Linked DNA regions of Homo sapiens: region 2 is linked to region 1. Evidence: read pairs that join two places in POLR2A ChIA-PET (ENCODE). Cell type or tissue: CD4-positive, alpha-beta T cell. All regions are shown on one strand. Each heading gives the region's core, and the rest is flanking DNA. Links, peaks and the distances in the headings are about the cores only.

What was found. Peaks named below come from ENCODE experiments on the same cell type or tissue, not always from the same donor. Only the 100,000 strongest peaks of a DNase experiment are listed, where the experiment ranks them.
Region 2: POLR2A ChIA-PET joins it to region 1 with 6 read pairs; 2 of 35 experiments call an interaction of 5 or more read pairs at or near these places.

What each region holds. Positions count from the first base shown.
Region 1 is chr19:14,400,939-14,404,938 of GRCh38, forward strand. It overlaps ADGRE5 (adhesion G protein-coupled receptor E5), which reads left to right. Exons shown (of 20, transcript NM_078481.4): 10 at 448-625; 11 at 715-822; 12 at 1,659-1,924; 13 at 3,445-3,624. Among named protein-coding and RNA genes, the nearest start is that of DDX39A, 16 kb to the right of the region's middle. RefSeq lists an enhancer at 596-1,795. In CD4-positive, alpha-beta T cell, for the core only: no CTCF peak of the experiment used is centred there; DNase peaks (open chromatin) are centred at 262, 840, 1,583, 3,613 and 2 weaker places.
Region 2 is chr19:14,250,769-14,257,260 of GRCh38, forward strand. No RefSeq gene overlaps it. Among named protein-coding and RNA genes, the nearest start is that of ADGRL1, 48 kb to the left of the region's middle. In CD4-positive, alpha-beta T cell, for the core only: no CTCF peak of the experiment used is centred there; a DNase peak (open chromatin) is centred at 3,283.

The sequences.
Region 1 (4,000 bases), core at 1-4,000:
CCATCTCAAAACAAAACAAAAAAAAAATTACAAAAATTAGCCGGGTGTGGTGGCACGCTTCTGTAGTCCCAGCTACTCAGAAAGCTGAGGTGGGAGGATCGCTTGAGTCTGGGAGGTGGAGGTTGCAGTGAGCTGATTATGCCACTGCACTCAAGCCTGGGCAACAGACTGAGACCCTGTCTCAAAAAAAGAAAGAAAAAAGAACAGGAAATCAAAACAGAGCCTGGCAGGCAGCCCGTGCCCAACCAGTGTTAAGCGCTGTGATTCATACGTGCATGCAGGCAAATACTCAATCCGTCGCTTGTTTTCTGGTTACTGCATCATCTCAGTGATTCCCTTGTGCCTGTGGGTCTCCAGTGTGTCCCCTGGTAGGGGGTGACATCCAGGTCCTTCAGGCAACCCCTGTGGTCTGATGCTCCAGCGATTCTGTCACCCGCCACCCCCTAGAATGTCATCAAATTGGTGGATGAACTGATGGAAGCTCCTGGAGACGTAGAGGCCCTGGCGCCACCTGTCCGGCACCTCATAGCCACCCAGCTGCTCTCAAACCTTGAAGATATCATGAGGATCCTGGCCAAGAGCCTGCCTAAAGGCCCCTTCACCTACATTTCCCCTTCGAACACAGGTGAGGCCTTGGCCTGGCCTGCCCTGCCCCAACCCTGGGCCCCACCTGGTACCTGGGGTCCCTAATCACAACTGCCCCTCTCCCCTCAGAGCTGACCCTGATGATCCAGGAGCGGGGGGACAAGAACGTCACTATGGGTCAGAGCAGCGCACGCATGAAGCTGAATTGGGCTGTGGCAGCTGGAGCCGAGGATCCAGGTAGCAGCGGTGGTCTGGAGGGGGAGCCCGTGGGAGAGAGATGGAGGTGCTGGGATGGGGCCAGGGTGAGGTTCAGAATAGAACAACTGACTGGGCGCGGTGGCTCACGCCTGCAATCCCAGCATTTTGGGAGGCCCAGGTGGGTAGATCGCTTGAGCTCAGAAGTTCAAGACCAGCCTGGGCAACATGGTGAAACCCGGTCTCTACAAAAAATACAAAAATTAGCCAGGTGTGGTGGCACGTGCCTGTAGTCCCAGTTACTCAGGAGGCTGAAGCGAGAGGATCAATTGAGCCCGGGAGGTCAAGGCTGCTGTGAGCTATGATCACGCCAAAGCACTCCAGCCTGGACGACATAGTGAGACCCTGTCTTAAAAAAAAAAAAAAGTCCAGGCACAGTGGCTCATGCCTGTAGTCCTAGCACCCTAGCACTTTGGCAGGCTGAGGTAGATGGATCACCCGAGGTCAGGAGTTCAAAACTAGCCTGGCCAAGATGGTGAAACCCCATCTCTACTAAAAATACAAAAATTAGCTGGGAGTGGTGGCAGGTGCCTATAATCCCAGCTACTTGGGAGGCTGAGACAGAAGAATTGCTTGAACCTGGGGAGTGGAGGTTGCAGTGAGCTGAGATCACGCCACTGCACTCCAGCCTGGGCGAAAGAGCGAAACTCCGTCTCAAAAAAAAAAAAACAAGGAACAACTAGAAACTGACTCATCGGGAGGGGCTCCTGGCGTCATCGTGGTGGACTGGCTGAGCCTGAGCTGGGTCATCTTGGGAGGGAGGATAGAGCATGGGAGGAGGACAACGGGAGTAGGCAGCGAGTGTGTCTGTTCCCCAGGCCCCGCCGTGGCGGGCATCCTCTCCATCCAGAACATGACGACATTGCTGGCCAATGCCTCCTTGAACCTGCATTCCAAGAAGCAAGCCGAACTGGAGGAGATATATGAAAGCAGCATCCGTGGTGTCCAACTCAGACGCCTCTCTGCCGTCAACTCCATCTTTCTGAGCCACAACAACACCAAGGAACTCAACTCCCCCATCCTTTTCGCCTTCTCCCACCTTGAGTCCTCCGATGGGGAGGCGGGAAGAGACCCTCCTGCCAAGGTCTCTGCTCACTCTGCTCACTTCCTCAAAGATAACCCAGGGCCTTCGCACATGCTGGGCCTCTCTCTGGGATGCTCTTTCCCGACGTGACTCAGTCTTTTATGTTTCTGGCCTTCTGATTTGGGCCTTCCCCAACCTCATTACTTATTTATTTCCTTACTTTATTTATTTAATTTAATTAATTAATTTATTTATTTTAAGACAGAGTCTCACTCTGTCGTCCAGGCTGGAGTGCAGTGGCACGTTCTCGGCTCACTGCAATCTCTGCCTCCCAGGTTCAAGTGATTCTCCTGCCTCAGCCTCCCAAGTAGATGGGATTACAGGCATGCGCCACCACACCTCGCTGATTTTGTATTTTTAGTAGAGACGGGGTTTCTCCATGTTGGTCAGGTTGGTCTCAAACTCCCGACCTCAGGTGATCTGCCCGCCTTGGCCTCTCAAAGTACTGCGATTACAGGCGTGAGCCACCACTCCCAGACTTTCTTTTCTTATTTATTTATATTTTTAGACAGGAGGGTCTCACTCTGTGGCCCAGGCTGGAGTGCAGTGGCGCGATTATAGCTCACTGCAACCTCGAACTCCTGAACTCAACCATTCCTCCAGCCTCAGAGTTTTGAGTAGCTGAGGCTACAGGCATGCACCACCACTCCCAGCTAATTTTTTTATTTTTGATAGAGACGGGGACCTCACTATTTTTCCCAGGATGGTCTAGAATTCCTGGGCTCCAGTGATCCTCCCACCTCAGCCTCCTGAGTAGCTGGGACTATAAGCGTGCACTACTATGCCCAGTTAATTAAAAACAAAAAAATTAATGGAGATGGAGGTCTCGCTATGTTGCCACAGCTGGTCTCAAACTCCTGGCCTCAAGCGATCCTCCCACCTTGGCCTCCCAAAGTCCTGGAATTACTTACAGGCAAGAGCCATCATCATCCCTGGCCACCTTCTAATGCACTATCTACATTACTTATTCGTTAGGTTTATGTCATAATCTGCCTCTCCCACTTTTTTTTTTTTTTTTTTTTTTTTTTTTTGAGATGGAGTTTCACTCTTGTCATCCAGGCTGGAGTGCAGTGGCTCATTCTCGGCTCAGTGCAACCTCCACCTCCCAGGTTCAAGCGATTCTCCTGCCCAGGACTCCCAAGTAGCTGGGATTTACAGGTGCTTGCCACCAGGCCCAGCTAATTTTTGTATTTTTTAGTGGAGACGGGGTTTCGCCATGTTGGCCAGGCTGGTCTCAAACTCCTGACCTCAGGTGATCCGCCTGCCTCAGCCTCCCAAAGTGCTGGGATTACAGGCATGAGCCACTATGCCTGGCCACCTCTCCCACTCTTATGTCAACCTCACAAGGGTAGGTACTTGTGTGTGCCCTGTTCACTGCTGTGTCTCCAAACCTGTTACATTCAGTAGGCGCTCGGTCAATACTCATCTAGTAAAAAGCAGCCCTCTTAGACTCAGCCCAAGCCCAGGACCTAAGAGTGAGCTCCAGGCCAACCTTTCTGACCACCCCCATCTGCCCACAGGACGTGATGCCTGGGCCACGGCAGGAGCTGCTCTGTGCCTTCTGGAAGAGTGACAGCGACAGGGGAGGGCACTGGGCCACCGAGGGCTGCCAGGTGCTGGGCAGCAAGAACGGCAGCACCACCTGCCAATGCAGCCACCTGAGCAGCTTTGCGATCCTTATGGCTCATTATGACGTGGAGGTAAGTAGCTGGAGGCATCCTCAAGTGCCCACAGGTAATGAGGTCCAGCTGCAACCAGACAGGCAGCTAGTTCTCCATGGAGCCCTACTGGTTGCTCAGATATATCTGCATGGTTGCACAGCCCAGGTGTCCCCACGTCACACCCTTCGCAGCCTCTTCCTTTGGCCTCTTCTCTACAACCCAGCAACTATACACTGGGTGCAGCCACTAGCTCCGCTCCTCTGCCTGTCCATCCCGTACCAGTTGTGAGATGTCAACTAAAAGCTCCCCATGGAGAGCATTCCAAGGGGGCACCACTTGCCCGTTTTTTTTTTTTTTTGAGACGGAGTCTCTGTCGCCCAGGTTGGAGTATGGTGGCACAATCTCAGCTAGTGAG
Region 2 (6,492 bases), core at 1,235-5,234, 150 kb before region 1:
CCGCCATGGCTCTTAGATTAAGACCGAAATCCCTCACTCAACCTCCTTGGGATTCCTCTCTCCATCGCTAAGTCCACTCCAGCTACACTGAGCCTTTGCACTGGTTGTTCCCACTTCCTGCAACACCCTTCCCCCTAGATCTCACATGGCCAACCAGCTCTGCCTTCTTCTTCACGCCTCAGCTCCATGTCACCACCCCTAGTCAATCTCCATTAACTCTCTGATATCGCTTACTTATTTGTTTTCATGACCATTCCCTCCTGGAATAACATCTCTCTCTCTCTCTCTCTTTTCCTTCCTTCCTTTTTCCCTCCCTCCTTCCTTCCTTTCTTGCTTCCTTCCTTTTTTGTTTTTTTTGACAGAGTCTCGCTCTGAACACCCAGGCTGGAGTGCAAAGGCACGATCTTGGCTCATTGCAACCTCTGCGATTCTCCTGCCTCAGCCTCCCCAGTAGGTGGGATTACAGGCATGGCTGTACACTCAGCTAAATTTTGTGATTTTAGTAGAGACAGGGTTTCACCATGTTGGCCAGGGTGGTCTTGAACTCCTGACCTCAGGTGATCCGCCCGCCTCAGCCTCTCAAAGTGCTGGGATTACAGGCATGAGCCACTGAGCCAAGCTGTTTCTTTCTTTTTTGAGATGGTGTCTCACTCTATCACCCAGGCTGGGGTGCAGCAGCGTGATCTCGGCTCACTGTAACCTCCACCGTGTTCAAGTGATTCTCCTGCCTCAGCCTCCCAAGTAGCTGGGACAATAGGCAGGTGCCACCATTCCCGGCTAATCTTTGTATTTTTAATAGAGACAGGTTTTCACCATGTTGGCCAGGCTGGTCTTGAACTCCTGACCTCAAGTGATCTGTTTGTCTCGGCCTCAAGTGATCTGTTCATCTCGGCCTCCCAAAGTGCTGGGATTACAGGTGTGAGCCACCGCACCTGGCCAAAATTTATAAACCTTGACTCTTATTCTCGGTGTGTCCCACAATACCTGGCACCTACTAGATTTTCAAATATGTGTTGACTGAGTGAATTAAATAAATAACGTTGTGACTATGTAAGGATATAAGTGATGTAAAGTTCTTGGCAGGTCACCAGCATTCAATAAACCAAGATGCTGGGCACAGTGGCTCACGCCTGTAACCCCAGCATGTTGGGAGGCCAAGGCAGGAGGATAGTTTGAACCAGGGGTTCAAGAGCAGCCTGGACAACAAAGCGAGACCCTGTCTCTACAAAAATTACAAAAAAATTAGCTGGGTGTGATAGTGTATACCTGTGGTCCCAGCTATTCGAGAGGCTGAGGTGGGAGGATCACTTGAGCCTGGGCGGTTGAGGCTGCAGTGAGCCAGGTTCCTGCGATCCAGCCTGAGTTACTGAGTGAGACCCTGTCCACATCCCCACAAGAGGTAAACTTATGTTCATCAAAAGACATGTACAAGGATGTTCATAGCTGCTTTATCTACAATAACCATTCACTGCAAACAACTCAAATATCTATCAGCAGTAAGATAAATACATTGTGATACATCTCCACAATGGATTATTATACAACCAAGAAAAAGAACAGGAAAGCAGACATGACAATAGATTCTCACAGATACAATGTTGCGTAAAAGCAAGACGACAAACCATGTATTTCCACTTACACAAAGTTCAGGGGTAGGCAAAACTAATCTATGATGAAAATGTCAAATTGGAGGATACTGACTGAGAAAGAGCATTTGGGAATTTCCTGGAGGGACAATTATGTTCTTCTGGTCTGCATGGTGGATACACAGGTATACACGTGTAGAAATTCACCACGCTGAAATTTATGATTTGTGCACTTTACCATATTCATTAAAAAAAAAAAAAAAAAAAGGAAGCCAGTCATGATGGCTTGTGCCTGTAATCCAAGCTACTCAGGAGGCTGAGATGAGAGGATCGCTTGAGGCCAGGAGCTCGAGACCAGCTGGGTAATGTAGTGAGACCCTGTCTTCATTTAAAAAAAAAAAAAAAAAAAAGATTAGGCTGGGTGCAGTGGCTGTAATCCCAGCACTTTGGGAGGCCAAGGTGAGCAGATCACTTGAGGTCATGAGTTCGAGACTTGCCTTGCCAACATGGTGAAGCCCTGTCTCTACTAAAAATATAAAAATTAGCCAGGTTAGGCCAGGGATAGTGGCTTACGCCTGTAATCCCAGCATTTTGGAGGCCGAGGTGGGCGGATTATAAGGTCAGGAGTTTGAGACCAGCCAATATGGTGAAACTCCGTCTCTACTAAAAATACAAAAATTAGTCAGGTGTGGTGGTAGGCGCCTGCCTGTAGTCCCAGCTACTCGGGAGGCTGAGGCAGAAGAATTGCTTGAACCCGGGAAGCAGAGATTGCCGTAAGCTGAGATCGCGCCATTGCACTCCAGCCTGGGCGACAGAGGAAGACTCCGTCTCAAAAAGAAAAAAAAGTTAGCCAGGCATTGTGGAGGTTACCTGTAATCGCAGCTCCTCAGGAGGCTGAGGCAGGAGAATCACTTGAACCTGGGAGGTGGAGGTTGCAGTGAGCCAAGGTCACACCACTCCACTACAGCCTGGGTGACAGAGCGAGACTCCATCTCAAAATAATAATCATAATAATAATGAAAAGAAATGATGCTGGATGCAGTGGCTCATGCCTATAATCCCAACACTTTGGGAGGCCAAAGCAAGAGGATCACTTGAAGCCAGGAGTTTGAGACCAGCCTGGGCAATGTAGCAGGACCCTATCTCTACAAAAACATATATATTTTAAAAATTAGCCAGGTGTGGTGGTGCATGTCTGTAGTCCCAGCTACTCGCATGGCTGAGGCAGGAGGATCACCTCAGTCCAGTAATTTGAGGCTGCAGTAAGGTGTGATCACACCACTGGACTCCAGCCTGGGCAATAGAGCAAGACCCTATCTCAAAATAAAAGAATAAAATATACAATAAAAATAAAACAGAGCAAAGAGAATGTCCCCTAGAGCCATGTGTGATCCATACGCTTTGTGAATCCTGACACCTCCTCTCCTTCGAGGTTGTACAACTGTCTTCCAAAGTTGGAAAAAAAAAATGTTTAAAGCTGCCCAGATTCAGGAGGGAGGTCCAAGGGGTACCAGTGCCCTCCCCCATTTCCCAAGGACGACAAGGGTTGCCAGCCTCCCTTGGCCTTGGGGTGTGCGCAGCTCGGCGTGAGGGCCAGTGGTTGATCTTGAAGTTTCTTTCCTACTCCCTCATCCCTTTCCTGCCCAAGCTGTGGTCCCAGCTGACTCCCCTATCAGCGACTGCGAGTGAGTTCGGTTGTTATGGCAACGGGGCTGCGGAGATCCCCGGGAACCTGCTGGTCCGCCTCATTGCCTCACCGTATGGGGAGCTGCTTTTCCCCCTTAAAAATGAAACGGGAGTGGGATGGGGGAGGAACCCCCTTCTTCTGCTCTGGAATGAAATGCCTCCCTCACCTGCTTTGTCCCAAACCCCCGGTTTGGAGAGGAGGGTCTGGATGGGACCCAGACTGTGGATAAGGATGGAGGGAGGAGAACTCCTGCTCCCTGGGTTTTAGCAGCCTTCCCAGGTCCCACCGAACACGAGGAACACGGTCTTTCTCCAGCTCCAACTTTTCTCATCTGTCCATTCATTTTTTCCACAGGAGGCATGAGGAGGTGAGAGATGGAAAGAATGCTGCCTGTCATTTGGAGTCAGAAGGAAAAGAAGGTTGAGGGTCTGGCAGCTTTGCTCTAGTGGTTTTTTCCTGTTTCACCTTTTACAAAATCGAGATAATTGTTTCTACTTGGTAGCGATATTGTGAGGTGTAAAATGGATTAACACATGCAAAATGCTTAAAGCAACTTCTGGCATATGGCATATGGTGATCTCTCAACCAATCGATTGTTATTTTATTATTATTTTTTTGAGACGGAGTTTTGCTCTTGTTACCCAGGCTGGAGTGCAATGGTGTGATCTCGGCTCACTGCAACCTCTGTTTCCCGGATTCAAGCGATTTTCCTCCTTCTCCAGGTGTCCACCACCACGCCCAGCTAATTTTTTGTTGTTTTTTGTTTTGTTTTGTTTTGTTTGTTTGAGACAGAGTCTCGCTCTGTTGCCCAGGTTGGAGTGCAGTGGCGCGATCTCGGCTCACTGCAAGCTCTGTCTCCCAGGTTCATGCCATTCTCCTGGCTCAGCCTCCCCAGTAGCTGGGACTACAGGCGCCCGCCATCACGCCTGGCTAATTTTTGTATTTTTAGTAGAGATGGGGTTTCACCGTGTTAGCCAGGATGGTCTCCATCTCCTGACCTCGTGATCCGCCCACCTCGGCCTCCCAAAGTGCTGGGATTACAGGCGTGAGCCACCACGCCTGGACAATTTTTTGTATTTTTAGTAGAGACGGGGTTTCACCATGTCAGCCAGGCTGGTCTCAAACTCCTGACCTCAGGTGATCCACCCGCCTCAGCCTCCCAAAGTGCTGGAATTACAGGCGTGAACCACCGTGCCCAGCAGGGAGACCCTGTTTCTACAAGAAAAAATTTACTGTGATCCCAGCACTTTGGAAGGCCAAGGTGGGAGGATCACTTGAGCCTAGGAGTTCAAGTCCAGCCTGGGCAACATACATAGGGAGAACCCATCTCTTAAAAAAAGAAAAGAAGAAGAAAGAAGAAAGAAGAAGAAGAAGAAGAAGAAGAAGAAAGAAAAAGAAATAATTACATGTAACCCTACCAGCAGTTTTGTGGGATTGCTATGATCATACCCATTTCACAGATTAGGTAACTGAGGTTTTAGTGCCCTGGAGATGAAGGCATTCTCTAGTCTCCCAGAAGCCCTGGACTCTTGAACAACCCCAAATGCTAAACTCAGCAGTAAAATGGCTGGTGGCTCCTACCTGAGGGTTCACAGAGGGGCTGCCTGTGCTTGTCTCCCAGCCCTTTCTTCCTGTGTATTAAGAGGGTTGCAGCTACTTCAGGGCCAGCGTCTCCACAAGTCATCATGACGGCTTCCTGATCATGGCTCTCTCTCTCTCTTTTTTTTTTTTAAGACGAAGTCTCGCTCTGTCGCCCAGGCTGGAGTGCAGTGGCATGATCTCGGCTCACTGCAAGCTCCGCCTCCTGGGTTCACGCCATTCTCCTGCCTCAGCCTCCTGAGTAGCCAGGATTATAGGCCTGCGCCACTGTGGCCAGCTAGTTTTTTTGTATTTTTAGTAAAGATGGGGTTTCACTGTGTTGGTCAGGGTGGTCTCGAACTCCTGACCTCAAATGATCCACCTGCCTTGGCCTCCCAAAGTGTTGGGATTACAGGTGTGAGCCACTGCGCCTGGCCTGGAGATCTGTTTGTCATATTGGTGAACACTTTTAAACAACCAGATCTTGTGAGAACTCACTCACTATCACAAGCACAGCAAGGGAGGCCTCTGACCCCATGATCCAATCACCTCCCACCAGGCCCTTCCTCCAACACCAGGGATTACAATTCAACATAAGATTTGGGTGGGGGGGATACAAATCCAAACCATATCACAGGACCTGTGTTCCCACCTCCTAAACCTGGGTGGGACTTGTGACTGCTCCAACCAATGGAGTATGAAGGAATTGAGTCAATGAGGTTTTGAAGGTTGAGTCATAGAAGATGGCTTTCACCTGGCCTGTCTTTCTCCCTCTCTCTCTCTCTCTTTCTTCCCTCCCTCCCTCCCTCCCTCACTCCCTTCCTTCCTTCTTCCCTCCCTTCCTCACTTCCTCTCTCTCTCCCTCCCTCCCTCTCTCTTTCTCCCTTCCCTCGCCTCCCCTCGCCTCCCCTCCCCTCCTCTTCCTTTCTTCCTTTCTTCCCTGCTTGCTTGCTTGCTTGCTCGCTCTGCTGCCCAGGCTGGAGTGCGGTGGTGCCATCATAGCTCACTGCAGCCTCAAACTCCTGGGCACAAGTGATCCTCCCCAGCCTCCCCAGTGCCTGAGACTACAGGCACATGGTGCCTCATCTGCCTGATTTTTAAATTTTTTGTAGAAATGGGGTCTTGTGGCAGACGTGGTGGCTCACGCTTGTAATCCCAGCACTTTGGGAGGCTGAGGCAGGTGGATCACCTGAGGTCAGGAGTTTGAGACCAGCCTGGCTAACATGGTGAAACCCTGTCTCTACTAAAAATACAAAAATTAGTTGGCAGGGGTGGTGGGCGCCTGTAATCCCAGCTACTTGGGAGGCTGAAGCAGGAGAATCGCTTGAACCCGGGAGGCGGAGGTTGCAGTGAGTTGAGATTGTGCCACTGCACTCCTGCCTGGGCAACAAGAGTGAAACTCCGTCTCAAAAAAAAAATTTTTTTTTTTTGTAGAGATGGGCGTCTCCTTATGTTGCCCAGACTGGTCTTGAACTTTGAGCTTCAAATCCTGCCTCAGCCTCTAGAGTAGCTGGAATTGTAGGCAAGAGCCACTCTGTCTGGTGGTTTTTAACAGTTTTTTTTTTTTTTTTTTTTAAGAGACAGGGTCTCACCAGGCGCAGTGGCTCACGCCTGTAATCCCAGCACTTTGGGAGGCCAAGG